Linked DNA regions of Homo sapiens: region 2 is linked to region 1. A link is an interaction called in ENCODE POLR2A ChIA-PET data of the cell type or tissue named here. Cell type or tissue: PC-9. All regions are shown on one strand. Each heading gives the region's core, and the rest is flanking DNA. Links, peaks and the distances in the headings are about the cores only.

Region 1 (9,217 bases), core at 3,437-5,936:
GTATTATAGGGTTTAAATGACTCCATTATCACAACTTAATATAGAAATTAAACATAATTTACATTTCAAGTATGCATGAAGCAAATATAACAGGTTTCACAGGTTTTAAAGATTTTTTAAAAAGAAAAAATACATAATAGGTCATAAAAAGTCTTAATAAATTTCTTAAAGAAATGTATGTAGACTATATATAGTATAGTAGCATTACTACTATCATCTTAACAATATTATGAAAAAATAAAACTATCAGTAAAATAGGAATAGAACAAACCTTGCTTGACCTGCTAGAGAAAATCTGGTATAGACCTAATTAAGGACATACTTAATGATGAAACATTGAAAACATTCCCATTAAATTTCTAAACCAATGGGAAAGAGGCAAGGAAAAAAAGAGAGGTATCAATACCAGAAGGAAAGAGCCAAAACTTTCATTATTTGAAGATGTCATGATTGCCAACAAAAAATCCAACAATCAAAAGAAAAACTCAGAATTCATAAGAGAGGTCAGTAAAGTGAAAGTATGTAAGATAAAATGACATCTTTCCTAAATACCAGTAAAATATAATTTTAAAACATAATTGAAAGAAATGTTTCCACAGCCTAAAACAATAAAATCTACAACATGACCAGTAATAAATCCCAAAACTGTAGGATTTGTATGAAAAAATGTTGCCAAAGGATATAGAAAATACCTGAATAAGTACATTATAAACTTGGATAGGAAGAACAATATTGCAAACATGATAGTTTCCTATCAAGTCAGTGTGAACCTAATCAAAATCTTAAAGGGATTTTTTTTTTTTTTTTTTTTGTCAGAGTCTCCCTCTGTCACCCAAGCTGGAGGGTAGTGGCCCAATCTTGGCTCACTGCACCTCCGCCTCCTGGGTTCAAGTGATTCCCCTGCGTCAGCCTCCCCACTAGCTGGGATTATAGGTGTCTGCTATGACGCCCTGCTAATTTTTGTATTTTTTTTTTTCAGTAGAAACGGGATTTCACCATGTTGGCCTTGCTGGTCTTCAACTCTTGACCTCAAGCGGTCTGTCCTTCTCGGCCTCCCAAAGTGCTGAGATTATAGGTGTGAGGCACTGTACCTGGCCAAAGGGATTTTTAAGATAAGAGAATTTGACACAAGCTTATTTTAAAGTTCATCTGGAAAAGTAAATAAGCAAAAATATTCAACATCTTTTCTGTGTCACAATACATTAAAACATTTCAAAGCTACAGTGATTAAAATGTGGTATTGATGCAGGAATGGACACATAAATTAATATTGCAGAATGTATATTCCTGAAACAGACTCATGTATACTTACAGGAATTTAGTACACACATACCCTATTTAGTGGAGGGACTGTGTTACTGGAAAGAGGTACATAACTGAATCAACTCTATCAGAGAATTGCTATCACAAAGTCCCTATGGAGATGCTTTCCTGATATCCTGCCTTGGCAACCACTTCTGCGGTCTACTCAGAGTCTCCGAAGTGGGGATGAGACTACTACCTTAGTTTTTTCCTAGCTATCTTCATACAATTGTTGGTCAATCTAGATCACAGTGATGCTTAGGATGGCCTTTTTAATGTCAGTTAGCACTTACCAATATCTAGTTTCTCCATGGTCTTAACCTTCTGCTTCCTTGATTGCATCCTGGAAAGTGCCTCTTCAAAAGCCTCTCCAAGGCTTCTACTTTTAAGACCCATTGTAACACTATTTTCTTGCTTATATGAAGCATATTCAACATTATTATTTCCACATGCTTAATCAGTCATTTGGGACAAACTTCTCTACAAAATACAAAATAAACAAAAGACAGCCCATTGAATAGTAAATAACACATGCTGCAGAACATATTCACCCTATGGTAGCTAAGCAGTGGGCCTCCTAGCTGAGGCTATAGTGTTCTTATGCTTATTGCCTGAGAACTGTTTTATACAGTTCGTCACACTACACACGAATTCCCATTGGCTGAGAGCTCACACCCATATTTAGAGAAAGAGAGAGAGAGGGAGGGAGGATTCTGTTAAAATGTCATTAAATCAACTCAGGAATCGTGGTACATGCCTGTAGTCCCAGCTACTCCAGAGGCTGAAATGCTGAGATGAGAGAATCACTTGAACCCAGAAGTTAAGAGACCAGCCTGGGCAACATAGCAAGACCTCATCTCTTTAAAAAAAAAAAAAAAAGGCATTACCTCAAATATTCATATATATGATAAAACTGGCATATTATAGATAAATAAGGCATTGATCAATCAATAGGATCAATAGGGCCAGATAACTAGCTACTGATTGGGAAACCACAGCTTTATCTCATCCTTAAATGATGTACGAGAATAAATTCCCTAGGAATGGTTATAAAAAACAGAATTGTAAAGCATGAGAAGAAAATGTGGAATCACATATACCTTTATAGTTAAAAAGGCCTTTTTTTTTTTTTTTTTGAAACAGGGTATCCCTCTGTCACCTAGGCTGGAGTGCAGTGGCTAGCAATCTCGGCTCACTGCATCCTCCATCTCCTTCAGGATCAAGCAATCCTTCTGAGTAGCTGGGATTACAGGCGCATGCCACCACACCTGGTTAATTTTTGTATTTTTAGTAGAGATGGGGTTTCACCATGTTGGCCAGGGAGGTCTTGCACTGCTGGACTCAAGAAATCCTCCCGACTCAGCCTCCCAAAGTTCTGGGATTACAGGTGTGAGCCACCGCACCTGTCCAAAAAGGCCTTTTTAAGAAGGATATAAAACTTAGAACTCATAAAAGATAAGATTGAAACAGGACTTCTGTGATTCTACAGCCAGAAACAGACTGATACTCAGCTACAAATGTGTACTACCCTTTGAGAGAGGATGAATGACTCTAAGGGCAGAGTGGCACAGAGGCCAGCTGGGGCTGCTGAGGACAGCCCAGAAGCAGACTGAGCTGCCGCCATAGGCCCAGAGGCTAATGGAGCCATTGCTGCAGACTCAGAGGCTAGAGCTGTGGCCCCAGCAAGTGGAGCATCATCTTAGTCCACCCAGACTGCTGTGATAAACTACCATAGACTGCGTAGCTTATAAGCAACAGAAATTTACGTCTGACAGTTCTAAAGGATGAAAAGTGCAAGATCAAGGTGCTAGAAGATTCTGTGCCTGGTGAGGGCCCACTTACTGGTTCATGGACAGCTGTCTTTTCACTGTCTTCATATGACAGAGGGGTTAGAGAACTCTTGGGGGTCTCTTTTATAAGGGCACTAATCCCATTCATGGGGGCTCCACCCTTATGACCTAATCGCCCACCAAAGTTTCCACCTCCTAATACCATCATAGTAGGGGTTAGGATTTCAACACAGGAATTTTGGGGAGACACAAACATTTTGTCTATAGCAAGCATCAAGCCACATATAATTAGTCTTAGGTCTTGAAACTTAATTAAATTTCTCCTACTAGATTTCAGAGTTGGGACTGACAACCTTTTTATTCCTTCCAATTTCTCTCTTTTTGAATAGGAATGTATAAGGATATATATTGTAAACCCAATTCATGCATAAGGATACGCAATGCCTGTCCCACTCTTTTACTTTGGAAGTAGATAACTTGTTTTCTATGTTCGTGATCCAGAGATAGAGAGGAATTTCTGCCCCAGGATAATTTATACCCATAGTCTCACCCATATCTGATTTAGATGACAAGATCTGAGGCTTTGGAGCTGATAATATTTAGGTGAGATTTTGGACTTAGTGCTGATGTTATCATGGGCTGAGACTTTTGGAGATGTTGAGATGAGGTGAACATGTTTTATATGTGGACAGACATGAAATTTGGGGAGCAAAAGGGATAGTAGGCTGAATAGTGGCCCCCAAAAGGATATATCCAAATCACAACCCCCAGAACCTGTGAATGTGACCTTATTTGGATAAAAGATCTTTACAGATGTAAATAAGTTTAGGATTTTGAGGTGAGGTAATGCTGGATTTAGGGTGGGCCTTAAATATCATTATAGGAATGAATAGGCAAAAGAAGGTTGGAGAGACAGAGACACAAGGGAGAAAGTCATTGATGATGGAGGCAGAGATTAGAGTGACACGTCTACAAGCCAAGAAATGCCAAGGACTGCCAGCAGCTGCTAGAAGCTAGGAAATAGACTCTCCCTTAGCGTCTCCATAAGCAACCAACCCTGCTGACACCTTGACTTTGGACTTTTAGCCTCCAGAGAATAAATTTCTGTTGTTTCAAGCTACCCAGTTTATAGTAATTTGTTACTGCTCCCCCGCCCCCCAGGAAACTAATACAGATTCTGGTAGCAGGAAGTGGAGTCCTGCTATAACAAATATGTAGGAATGTGGAAGTGGCCTTGGAATTGGGTAATGGTAGAGGCTGAATGAATGCTGAGGTATATGAAAGAAAAAGCCTAAATTGCTTTGAAGAGACTGTTGGTAGAAATAGAGTTGTTAAAAGAGATTCTGGTGAGGGCTCAGAAGGAAGAGATGCTTCTCTCATCTTAGAGAATGTATGTGTCCTCGCAGATTGTTGGTAGGAATATCAACATTAAATATGCCTCCAGTGAGGTCTCAAAAGAAAATGAAGGGTATGTTATTTGAAATTGAAGGAAAGGCTGTCCTTGTTATAAAGTGGCAGAAAACATGAATGAATTGTGTTTTACTGTTGGGTGGAAGGCAGAACTTCTAAGTGATTAACTTGGATATTTAGCTGAGATTTCCAAGCTAAGTGTGGAACATGCAGCCTGGTTCCTCCTTGCTGCTTATAGTAAAAGCAGAGAGGAAAGTGATAAATGTGGAAGGAATAAAGTAAACAGGAACCAGAACTTGATGATTTGTTGAGTTTCTTAGCCTATCCAGATGGCAAAGAATGTGAAAATCAGGAAATTCATTGTTAGAAAATCATGCTCTGGATAGAAGGCCAAGGGTGTGGCTAGATAACCTTTTCCTGAAGAAATTAAGTGTGTGACTCATAGGTCTAGTCAACCATCTCAGCAGAAAGAAAGAATAGCGTCTAAATAGACTGATAGAGTACTAAATAGCTATTGTGCTTTGGTTGATTTTTTAAAATTGATATAAACCTTACCTAATGATAGGCAAACCTAGGAATAACTAAGTAGGCATCTAAAATACCAGCCTAAGGATTTTTCATTTATTTAAAAAAGCAATGAGAAGCCCTTGTAGCTTTTTAAGTGGATTTTCAGTAGATGGCTGATGCAATGAAAACTACTTTCATTTTTTTTATTTTTATTTTTTTTTTGAGACAGAGTTTTGCTCTGTTGCCTAGCCTGGAATGCAGTGGCCCAATCTTGGCTCACTGAAACCTCTGCCTCTCCGGTTCAAGCCTCTGCCTCTCTGGTTCAAGCGATTCTCATGCCTCAGCCTCTGGCGTAGATGGAATTACAGGTGTGTGCCACCGCACCTGGCTAATTTTTTGTATTTTTAGTAGAGACAGTGTTTCACCACGTTGCCCAGGCTGGTCTCAAACTCCTGGCCTCAAGCAGTGTGCCCCCATTGGCCTCCCCAAAGTGCTGGGATTACAGGCATCAGCCACAGCACTGGGCGAAAACAGTACTTTCTAAAGAGAATTCAGCAGTATTGTGCAAACTGAACTGTACTGGAAAGATTCTGCAACTGGGAAACTACATGTGCCTGGGTGGTTTCCATTTTGAGAAATTGGGCCTAAACAATATTTTTTTAGTGTTATAGTAAACAAAGAAGCCTTCATTTTTTTCTAATCCCTAATGCACACGGGAGTTGTTTACGGGAATTTAGTCTGGGTATAAATTTCTAAATGTAATGCTGACAGAATCTCTTATCAATGACATGATTAATGATGTTTTCTTCAGAGTGGCTTCAGTTAGTGTTTATTAAGATGCTTCCCAAATCCTAATTCTATTTCAAAGATACAGTCAGATGATTATACTTATGAGTACCCTGTAAGAATGAGAAAAGAAAAGGCAGTGATTGAATGGTTTTAAATAACACATTTTATCCTGATTAATTATTATGCAACTAGTGACTTTCTTCTTCTGTTTTTATATGCATCATTCTCTTTCTTTCTTTTCTAGGAAAACCATTAATTTTTTTCATCTTGATTTCATTGCAAATGCTATGTAATGACTGGCATAACTCACTGCTTAGGGCATGGGAAGGGAGCCTCCCTTTTGCAACATGAAAGAGTCTCTGGTTGTGGAATAGGCAATGAGTAGTGTCTGTTTCACAGACTGAAAATTGTGCTTTTCTTCTTCGTCCTTGCTTACTGATATGGTTTGGCCATGTCCCCACCCAAATCTCACCTTGAATTGTACTAATCTCCATGGGTCAAGGGTGGGGCCAGGTGGAGATACTTGAATCATGGGGGCGGTTCCCCCATACTGTTCTTGTGGTAATGAATAAGTGTCATAAGATCTGATGGTTTTATAAATGGGAGTTTCCCTGCACAAGTTCTCTTGCCTGCTGCCATGTAAGATGGGACTTTGCTCCTCATTCACTTTCCACCATGATTGTGAGACCTCCCCAGCCATGCAGAACTGTGAGTCAATTAAACCTCTTTCCTTTATAAATTACCCAGTATTGGGTATGTCTTTATTAGCAGTGTGAGAACAGACTAATACACTTACCATTTGGCTTTTCCACTTAATAACCTACCAGTTAAGGAAGGATTAGAAAAACTAGCCCTGTGAAGGTCTCCAGGCATATTAAGATATGGGAAGAACAGCAAGAGCAAAGGCTTTGAGGTGGGAACATGCATGAATTACAGCAACATAAAGAAGTTCAGTGTGGCTGGAGTAGAGTGAGCAAGAGACACAGCAGAATGAGATTAAGTCCGCAAGCTGGGGCAGATTCAGATAATGTAGGTAAGCTATCACATGCTCTAAACTTCTCTATCTCCAGTCACCATCAAATTGACCTTTTTTATTTTAATTTTTTTCAAGACAGGGTCTCACTCTATTGTCCAAGTTGGCATGCATTGGTGTAGGTCAGGGCTTACTGCAGCCCCGAACTCCTGGACTCAAACAATCCTCCCACCTCAGCCCCTTGAGTAGCTGGGACCACAGGACTATCACCATGCCTGGCTAATTTTTAAATTATTTTCTTTTGTAGAGAGATGCGGTATCACTATGCTGCCCAGACTGGTTTTGAAATCCTGGGCTTCAGTAATCCTCCTGCCTCAGCCTCCCAAAGCTCTGGGATTTTGGGAGTGCACCACTGCACCTAACCTCAAATTGATCTTTTGTTTGCTCCTTGCTTGTTAGTGCTCAAGTCTCTACTAGGAAAATTATGTCTTAAATTATTCCTCATTAATAAGAATTTTATCTTTCACAGGAGCTTTCTGAAAACACTGGCAACTCATACATTCCCAAACTTGCCAGGTCATCAAATTCTTGGCTTCCCACTCTTGACTTCCCGAATCTTCAGATAAGAGGCTTGGAAAACAACATTTTTAAATGATTATCTTCAATGATTCTTATGATCTGGCAAGCTTAGGAAACACGAAGCCTCAAAACCAAGACTGATTGAGGTAATTTTGAGTGCAGAAGACAGTTTTGAGCAGTAACATTCCAAAAGACATGCTACTTTACTAATACCTGTGGCAGCTCTGGTCAATACTTGAGCTGCTACTTTCCCCTACAATGACCATGGCCTTCATCTCTCGTGGATCCTAGAATTCCTTCCTGCTGACTTGAGACATGACCTCAGATTCTTTCTCCATGCAGGTATCCAGGCAGCCACTATCAATTGATAAGACCTGGCATAGAAGGCGAAACTTAAATGCCATCCCTCTCATAAGGTTATCACTAGACTAGGGCAACTTCTCAGCTGACTTTTATTTGGGGAAATACTAAATTATTACATTTTAAAAAGTTTGGGTTAATCTATGGGGTTAAACTTATTTTATTGACTCAGCAATATATACTGATGTAAACTTCACAACTGCAGTATCCGGAAAAAACGGATTATGACTATTTCTTTTATAACAGTTTATATATGCAGACATATTTCTGAAAGGGACAGTGAAAACAAAAATGAGTTTTAGAATTAGAGTTTAAGGTAAATTCTGGCTGTGCCAGCTATATTACCGTACAGCTGTATTACGGCGCATTAGCTGTTAATATTATAATATTAGCTGTACTATCAGCTATCTTAGTAACCAATTAATATATGTCTTTGAATCTTTGATTCTTCATTTCCACAAAAGAGACAAAATACCTCGCACAACTGCTGTAATTTAATATAAACGTTTATGTGTGAAACAGCTAGAAGAGTTTTGGTCACATTATGTGGACATGAAAAAAGCCTAGATTTTCTCCTTTTATTTATTTGAAACAGAAATCTCCATCCATTAGCTGACTCACTTATAAGACTCTTTGTGCGTTCCTCTGTTTGATTACAGAATTTGGGTAATACATGGAAATTTTAATAAACACCCTAAAATGCTATTTATGCAAAGTTTAATAGTTAATATATATTCAAACAAGCAAAATCTTTGAGTAACCTTTTTAATTCTTATGGGCATGTGCCCTAGACTTGTAAGGAAACCATGGAATCAAAGTCTCTTCGAGTTAAATGGGACCCTCAACATCATCGGTACGATGTACTGAATTCTTACAATAGATGAGAGAAGCTAAAATTGGGGCCTCATTTACAAATATGTTTGTCCTGGAGTTAATAAAGTATTGTCTAAAACTAAATTTTCTATTTCTTCAGTAAAGAGTAATGACTGTGAGTAATGTGCAGTCTTCAATTATTGAAGAAATATTAATTTATATTAATGATAAGGCAGGAAATTTAAGCTAACCCAAGAAAAACAGATGTAGGAAAAACCTATGCCCAAAAATGTTTTCTAAATAACTCAAGTAATCAGAAATGTAAATAAATAAGAAAATCCCATTCCTAAACATGAGAGTTATTCAAAATTATACTGAAGTTGAATGTGTACACCTCTCAAGTTTTCCCAAGTTTTGTCTTTCCTCTACTCCTTAAGCATAAGTACTTCTTCAAAACATATATCAGTAGGCTAAAATATCAAAAAGTTAAATTATAGGTTGTTGCTACCTGCAGTATTGCATCAGCTTCAAGGGTCAACCCCTATTTTCTGTCTCTCACCTCCCCTTCCTTGGCTATTCTCAAAGAAACTTGCTAGCTTCTCAACCAATCCTAACAAAAGCAGGCTCAAAACCTTTGAATCTGCAACCTGGTGCAGATTTTAAATTAACCACAGCAATGGAACAGCTACCCACA
Region 2 (9,217 bases), core at 2,521-5,020, 71 kb after region 1:
AGACCTTTTCTTTGTATCCACAGCTGGGCCAACTGTTGGTGCAAGTGGCCTAGCTTTCAGCCTATCTCAGCTTTTGACATGCATTCCTCACTAAGCTTAATCATTTCTAGCTTTTGATTGAAAGTGAGAGATGTGTGACTCTTCCTTTCACTTGAATATTTAGGGGCCATTATAGTGTTATTAGTTGGTCTAATTTCAATATTCTTGTGTATCAGGGGATAAAGTGTTCCGAAGAGAGGAAGAGAGACTGAGAAAGACCAGTCAGTGGAACGGTCAGAACACATTATTGATTAAATTTGCAGTCTTATATGGATGTGGTACACATTACCCCTCCAAAATTACAATATTGACATCAAAAATCACTGATCACAGACCGTCATAACAGATATAATAATAATGAAAAAGTTTGAAATATTGTGAGAATTACCAGTGAGCACATGTTGTTGGAAAAATGGTGCTGACAGACTTGCTTGATGCAGGGTTGCCACAAACATTCAACTTGTAAAAACCGCAGTATCAGCAAATCGCGATAAAACAAACTACAATAGAAAAAGGCTGTGCCTAATACTTGAAGGATAGTTCTTTGTGCTATACATCATGTACAGCTAGTCATGACACCTTTATGTGTGTGTTTTCTTGTTTTGAGACAGGGTTTCACTTTGTCGCCTGGGCTGGGGTGCAGTGGCATGACCATGGCTCACTGCAACCTTGAACTCCTGGGCTCAGGTGATCCTCCTGCCTCAGCCTCTCCAGTAGGTGGGATTTCAGGCATGTGCCACCATGCCAGGCTATTTTTTATTTTATTTTTGTAAAAACAGGATCTCACTATGTTGCCCAGGCTGGTCTCATACTCCTGGCCTCAAGCAATCCTCCTGCCTCAGCCTCCCAAAGTGCTGGGATTACAGGTGTGAGCCACGATGTCTGGCCTATTATTCATTATTAACGTTTTCTCTTGATCTTAACTCTACAAAATCAGGAAAGCAATAATTCAAGCCTTAATTTTTCACTTGGCTATTTCTGTTGTGTAAATTCTCCCACTACAGCTGGTTTTAAGCTACTGACAGGACATCACTGAACACAGAGATGTGCACTAATACCCCAATCTATATTATTTTCACCATACAAGACATACATAACCTCAAACACATACATAACAGTAAAAAAGGGTAAAATAATAAGTAAAGATTTTTGAATATTCACTACCTTCGTTTTATATATCACCTATTTTATTTATTTATTTATATTTTTTTCTGTGACACAGCCTCAAGAGGTCCTGATGACATGTGCCCCTATATATCATCTATTTAATTGTAAGTTTATATACTTTATTTTTTAATAATGGCTGTTATTAGAAATCATTTAGCAAAATTCCAAAAATTTAACAATTGTTTTGTGAGCCAGTTCAAACAAGTAACAGCAAATCATGAAAGATGTTTTGCATGATTCTTATGAAGAAGATTTAAATTAAGAAACAATAATTTGAAGTTATTATTAATAACTTAGAGAGCTGACATGTAAAATCAAGATTCAGCCACGGCATCCCTGTGATTTATCTAAAACAACATACTCAGTAACTATATTTAGGTGAATATCCAGTGTCAAACACTAAAATTTGAATTGCTTTACTTTATAATTTGACAAGTTTTAGATTATTTGCCATTTTGGATTTTCCAAATGTATAATGTCATGTCAATCAATGAGAAAAATAAATGTGTCAGATTAGCAATTTACAAAGAGGAGAGGTAAAGTTTGTTAAGATCAGAATAGAACTACGGTTAGATTTTCACAAATTAACAAGAGAAATCAGATAAAACTACTGGACTCACTCTTGTCTCTTACATGAGAGGGGAGAAAGTAGGTAAACTGGAAAAACTCATCATCACTAGATAAATGATAGTTTATTTAAAGAGTTCTTTATGAGAAATAGACTGTAAAAAGCAAAAAATGGGGCCGGGCGCAGTGGCTCACGCCTGTAATCCCAGCACTTTGGTAGGCCGAGGTGGGCAGATACAAGGTCAGGAGATCGAGACCATCCTGGCTAACACGGTGAAACCCCGTCTCTACTAAAAATACAAAAAAAAAAAAAAAAAAAAAAAAAAAAAAAATTAGCCGGGTGTGGTGGCAGGCGCCTGTTGTCCCAGCTACTCGGGAGGCTGAGGCAGGAGAATGGCGTGAACCCCGGAGGCGGAGCTTGCAGTGAGCCGAGATCAGGCCACTGCACTCCAGCGTGGGCGACAGAATGAGCTCCGTCTCAAAAAAAAAAAAAAAAAAAAAAAAAAAAAGCAAAACATGCTCTGGAAAAGGAGATAGGTTTTTATAGGAATTCAAAAGGTGTACTAACTCCTAGAACTGAGATTCAACTTGTGAGAGCTTACAGAAAAAAGAGTAAGTTCCAAGTAAAAAAAGTCTAGACTCAAATTGATTTGCCTGTTATTGGCAAATAACTCCTGGGCAAATTATCCATCTGAATTTTATTTCCTTGTGTAAATGGGGCCAGCAATACTTACCCCATGAAGTTTAAAGGTAACGCACATAATGTGCCTGGCACAGAGGAGGCATTCAATAAGCATTAGTTCCCTTGTTCACCCAAGTGAACTGTCAGTGTGGGTGACTGTCAGAGGTGAGAAGCACCTGTCAAACATCCCCAGGGCAAAATCCACCCCAATCCAGGTGACTTGAGTTATTCTTTGATGCAGATTCCTAAGCAAAACACCTACGTGTACTCCCTTAGTTTCCAATTTGACCACATCCTTGGATTATATTAGCTATCGGAACTCTCTGGAGAGGTTCTCAGGATTTTCAGAGTAACTGTTCACTGTTTCCGGTCCATAACTGTCTTATTCATCCTTATTGCTATTCATTGCTTCCTTGGTTTTCTTTTCTGTGTAACCTGGTTGCAGTAGGGTTTTTTTTGTTTTTTTTGTTTTTAGATGGAGTTTTGCTCTTGTTGTCCAGGTTGGAATGAAATGGTGCGACCTCAGCTCACTGTAACCTCCGCCTCTTGGGTTCAAGCAATTCTCCTGCCTCAGCCTCACGAGTAGCTGGGATTACAGGTGTGTGCCACCACGCCCAGCTAATTTTGTATTTTTTTTTTAGTAGAGATAGGGTTTCACCATGTTGGTCAGGCTGGTCTTGAACTCCTGACCTCAAGTGATCCACCCACCTCGGCCTCCCAAAGTGCTGGGATTACCACTTTGGGAGCCACCACACCCGGCCACAGCAGGGTTTTGAGGTCACCCTTTTCACCCAGAAATCTTAATCTGCGTGTGTGTGTGTGTTCTAATCTATAACACCTAGGACATGATTTATTAAGGCCATAGTCCTTAGAGAATTGTAAATCAATTGGAGATCTACTTAAGTAATATCACTTAATTAAAACAGTCCCCTCATTCTGAAGGGTGGGGGGAAAAAGAGGGCAAACATTCCTTAGGTTAGAAACTTTCTATTCTCAGTAAGTAGAGTTAGAGGGCATTTAATTCAGGGCATATATTGCCAGCTGCTGTAACAGCCACCCATAATAATAAAAGAATTTGTCACTCATGCAAAGTCCAAAGGTATTTTTTTCCTGATCTAGTAGATGGGTTCTCCTGTGCGGTTCCTTCCAGTTTGAGTTTCTATTATCTCAATCTGTAGCATCCAAGGTCACCTTGGAAGATGGAGAGATGGGAGGATTGCTACACTCCTTTGATGTAAGCTAGTTAGACCACCCTGCCCAAATAGGTAGAGCATGTAAGCTCTTTCAACATCAATGAGGAAAATGAAATAATTAGGTGAACACATAGCATCGTCATGCTACAGATTGATTTAGAGAGATATTATGAAATATTGCCTCCTCCCCATAAACCAATGACTCACAGATTAACAACCTTCCCCTAAAGACAAACATGAAATTTAGAAACTCAATTATATTTTCACAGTGTAGAATTTCAGCATTACCAAATTTTCTGGCATATCCATAAAGTTCAATGAATTACTCAGAAGAACAGACATAACTTCAAACAAAGTAAAAGCTCTTGTTTAAGAAATCAACAATCTTTTACAGAGTACTACAACAGAATTAAAATCATAATAATATAGAACTTAACTTTAGGGCAATAAAATTACATTAAAAAGTAATTCTGTAATTCCTATTTTAAGCTTGGGATAGCCAGAATAACTACTGTTTTTCCATGCAGTTTTAAGCACAGTATATACCAAAGTAATAATTTGTAATATTTTGTCTGTGATATTTCTCTCATCAGTTTCCTGTGGTAAATAGAGCAAAGAGTAATATATAAAGATTAAGAAACAATGGCTTGTATTTTAATTATATGATCAGAAGATTTAAAGAAAAAGCCAGATCTCATCTATTTTTCTTCCCTTTTTTGAGGCTAAATTACATTAGGCAAACATGTAAAGGGTTTAAGTATCTTCTGTGTACCTTCTAACCACTAGATGTTGAGCGATAATTGATGTTCCTGATATGAATTCCATAACCTTATGCTCTCTAAATTTGAATAGTTAGCCCATTTAAGATTTAATGAATAAAATAATATGTAAACAAATGAGCATATTCTATGATTGTATAGACAGATTATCTGGTAAATAGCCAATGGGGTACCTCTACCCAGAAGGCAGACATGTCACTTAAAGAAACACAGTTAAAAAACATGAATTCCTTCATTCATCCTTCTGCCACTCCTACCAATAAAAACAAACACATCCCATTCAAAGCAGAACATTTAGCTCTCTGTTAGCAACAGCAAGAACACTTCCCCAGCAACAGGAAAACTCGAAAAGGACATCTATTTTTAAAAATAAAATGTGAAGCCCTCAGCATTTTGCTGATTTAGTGAACAAGACAGAATACAAATCTTATCCATCGAGATTAGGTGAACATCCCATAGATTTCAAGAACAAATAGCCTGATTTTACATGTCTTTTATTTGATAATTTGATTTGTCTTTATACACCAGGACTTTTCTTGACATTTTTGCTGATTTTTCTGTTCATGGATATTTGCACATATGGCCATTATAAGGTAGGAGGTGTCTCATTTTAAATAGAAAGGTGGTAATTCAAGGAGTTCATTATCATACACAAAATAGTTCACAGCAGTTTGTGCCACTGCTTGGTAGCAAGGTTTTTGTAAAAAGGTGATGATGCATATGTTTGTTGAAGGAAAGTGATAAGAAAATGAACTGCAACTTACTTTCATTAAGTATAACAGTTTTAACACGAAAAGAAACCTTATGAAGCATTTGATCTTGAGCCACAAGGCATTGTCCAATGATTACAATAATAACCCACCGTATTAATGTAGACAGTATATTAGTGTTACTCTAATTATATGTTTTAATTTCATTACTTTACAGAAAAGGAAACTGAAGCTCAACAAATGGTGATCTTTCATTTCCAAGGTTTAATCTCATTAAACAGCAAAGGCAAGGCCACAGTGCAAATCTTTCCACGCTTGTATTCTTTTTATTCCACAGCCAATATTATGGGGCATGTGTGTAACATCTCTTCCATTTAATTGTATATACATTTATTATAAATAGTTTTCAATTTAAAATTTTCATTCAAAACAAAAAGATCACCATATATGCAAGGGTGAAGACATGCCAAATTAACTGTGCAAATTATCATATTATCATTTAAAAACAACAGCAATTCTTAGAATAATCTCATTATTTTACCTCAGTTGTTAAAATAGTAAAACAGGAAGCAATATAATGACAGCCTTTGATTTCACCCTTCTTCTGTAAAAATGAAACCAGCTGAGGTAAGCCTTAAATATAGGCACGTATTAAGCTTCATCTATGAGTACTGATTCCTTTTCTCATTTCCTTCTTTGGCTAAAGGCAAAAACAGGAGTTCAAGGACCCACCACAACATTTATGATTCACATTAAAAAATGAAGGACAAAGATGGTTGAAAATTTTTAGTTCTTAAAGTTAGCTTAATTAATATACTTGACACAGTACACACACAATTCTGTATCATACAACTTCACATGACATATATACGTACATATAGATAAGTTTATACATATACACAGTTATGTATAAATGTATATATATAATTTTTTCTTTAAATATTGGCTCTTCTACTAGCTATGTAAACTTCAGCAAAAAATTTTAACTCTCTGAGCCTCAGTTTACTCATTTGTAAAATGGAAATAACAGTTTCTATCTTATAGGATTATTGTGAAGCACTTAGAACAGCTACTAGCATATGGTAAGACTTTAACAAGTATTAGGTAATTAGGTATTATAGAGAAATCGATTACATATTATATATCAATATAAATATCTCTATGATTCAAGTGAAGTTTATTCAATACAATGATCAGTTGTTTGGGTCTACAGATAAATATGTAAAGGCAATTTTGTTATGTACTTCTCTTTTCCTTTATGTTTTAGGGCTATGAAACTATTCTGTATGATACTATAAAGTGGAGACCTGACATAATGCATTTGTCAGAACTTGCAGAACTTTGCAGCACAAAGAGTGAAAATGTATGCAAATTAAAAATCAAATCATTTAGGAGGTAGGCAGATCTCAGGAAAGAATGCTGACTTTGACAAGAGAATTTAAATGTATTGCAAACATATGAAACAACCTCAATGAAAGGGTTGGGAGAAAAGGTGCTGAACTAAGTGACTTTAGGAATGATTTGTCTATAAGACTGAAGGGACTGCATGTAGGCAATGTACTCTAGTTGATAAATTTGTTTCCAATGGGAGTATGGGTTAACAATTCTGAAATTGCCATATATGTATTTTCAAACTGAACAATTAAGTAAATGGATGGTAGATGTTAGGTGTCAGTTTCTCACTGTTGAAGTGGAAATTACATACAGATAAGCTAGGGGAAGAGACTAGAATGATCCATCTGATAATGGATTAGAGTTGGAGATACCAGTATGAATTCACATTTAGCTTAATATAAATACAGATGATTACATGCAGAAATATTTATACATAGGCATATATACATGGGTTAATATACAAGTATTTAATTCCTTGCTGTGTCAGCTACGAGGTCTTAAAAGAATTGACACTGAAGCAGCAAACAGCACTTCTTGAGCCCAGATTTTGGTTTCTGACACCATTCTCCAATAAAAGAAACCAAGATTTCTGAAAGATATGGCTAATTCTAGGCCTGGGGCATGATGACCCCAGAGCATCTTATAGTACTAGAAAGTAACCATGTGCTTAAAAACAAAACTAACCAAACAAAAAACCATACCACATTGATGGGAGTATATTAAAAGGAAATAGGACAACTAAGAGAGCTCCAGTGGCCAAAGCTGGGACAATTTGAACAACAAAGTAGTATTAGATTATAACTCAAAGTATAAAACAAATATTTATATGTCCATACTCATATACATAAATGATTAAATAAAAAGGGAGAAAAGACAAATCTCCCATGCAAAAAAAAAATGCCACATAATTTATCTACATATTCCACCAGCAAAAGGAGAAGCAGAAATCCCCACTCTTTAAGTGTGGGCTGCACATAGTGATTTCCATCCAAGGAGGATAGCATAGAACGGGGGAAAATGGTAACTTTACAGTGGAGAAACTTGACAAACACTATCTCATTCAGGTGATAAAGGTCAACATCACCAGTGATAAATCATGTTGATAGTATGAATCCTTGATAGGTAATGTGGTGCAAATTACTAAACCTCTAGTGGCCTCTAAGGGTAGTGATCTACTGTAATGGTCTTTTTCAAATGTTAAATATAATACATGCAAAATGTCTACCACCAGTGCCTGGCCCATAATAGATACTGAAAAACAGTATCCATAATTAAGAATTAAATGTTTGAAAAGTGCTCTAAATTTTTGTTTTCAAAATGATTGACTGAGGTGTCATTGATGTAGTAATACCTCTTAATTATTTTATAGACTTTTACAAATTTATAATGTGGTTCTTTCTATTTAGATCTTTGCATTGTGGAGCTAATATTGAAAGCATTTGTGTACATTATTATTTTGTTATGGCTGCATTTGTTAGTAAAGCCTCATATTATTTCTGCTTCTGTCTTTCTGTCTTGAGTTGGCTCAACATTGCCTCAAAAAGAATCATGCAAGAAAAAAGTACATGCTGGGCTAGACTTCAGAGTACTCTTAAATGCTCTGAGATTTCTGCTTACTACTGCCCTATTAAAGCTGTAAAAAAGAATCGGGATATCCAACTCTTATCTGTTCTTAGGATGTCTCCTCTGTTGTCAATGCATGATTTCAATACCAATTTGCAGGTTTTGACACCAATCCTTGTTAATGAGTATATAGTATTTAATGTTCAGTAGAGATGGTAGATGACACTGACAATATTGCATTATGAAGAAACTGGAGTTAATAGAATGCTTTAAGACATCAAAAGATTAAATGACACAACTGTTTGCTAGATGCAATTTGCCTAGGAGGTTAAAGGCATACTTTTCCTGCTTCTCAAAAAGCAATTAGAGCCAATTTGTGACAACCTGAATATGTAGAAGAAATTGTTTTTGTTTCAAAACTAAAAAACAGGCAACTTGGATATTCCGAATTTTTGCTTGTAGGTTTAGAAATCACTGGCAGTGGCTTGTTTAAAAGCATCTTACGGCCGGGCGCGGTGGCTCACGCCTGTAATCCCAGCACTTTGGGAGGTGGAGGCGGGCGGATCACAAGGTTAGGAGACGGAGACCATCCTGGCTAACATGGCGAAACCCTGTCTCTACTAAAAATAAAAAAATAAAAATAAAAAAAATTAGCCGGGCATGGTGGCAGGCGCCTGTAGTCCCAGCTACTCGGGAGGCTGAGGCAGGAGAATGGCGTGAACTCGGGAGGCGGAGCTTGCAGTGAGCAGAGAGCGCCACTGCACTCCAGCCTCGGTGACAGAGCGAGACTCCGTCTCAAAAAACACACTTGACTTTTGCCTCTTACCTCTTTTTGTCATGCTTTCCTGTGTTAATCAGACAGACTGGACACTGCTGCTGAGGAATCAAACCTTTTGCAGTAACAGTCACAGATGCATCCCTTACGATAGCTTGCTTTGTTTTAATTTCTGATAGCCAAAGAACCAGGCATCTCAGATCACCCTGTCCCAGGTTTCCTCTGTAACAACTGATATGAATAGGATGTTTTTAAGACATGGAATCTGTATCAAATTAGGTGCTTTTTTTTTTTAAGCTAGCTGTTTCTATAAGCATTCTCTTTTCCAACTATATAACTCCTTAATT

Evidence for each region. Peaks named below come from ENCODE experiments on the same cell type or tissue, not always from the same donor. Only the 100,000 strongest peaks of a DNase experiment are listed, where the experiment ranks them.
Region 2: POLR2A ChIA-PET joins it to region 1 with 10 read pairs; 3 of 35 experiments call an interaction of 5 or more read pairs at or near these places.

Annotation. Positions count from the first base shown.
Region 1 is chr7:18,015,412-18,024,628 of GRCh38, reverse strand. No RefSeq gene overlaps it. Among named protein-coding and RNA genes, the nearest start is that of PRPS1L1, 7.8 kb to the left of the region's middle. In PC-9, for the core only: no CTCF peak of the experiment used is centred there; a DNase peak (open chromatin) is centred at 4,898; H3K27ac peaks cover 1,281 bases.
Region 2 is chr7:17,943,356-17,952,572 of GRCh38, reverse strand. No RefSeq gene overlaps it. Among named protein-coding and RNA genes, the nearest start is that of SNX13, 7.5 kb to the right of the region's middle. In PC-9, for the core only: no CTCF peak of the experiment used is centred there; a DNase peak (open chromatin) is centred at 3,852; H3K27ac peaks cover 1,496 bases.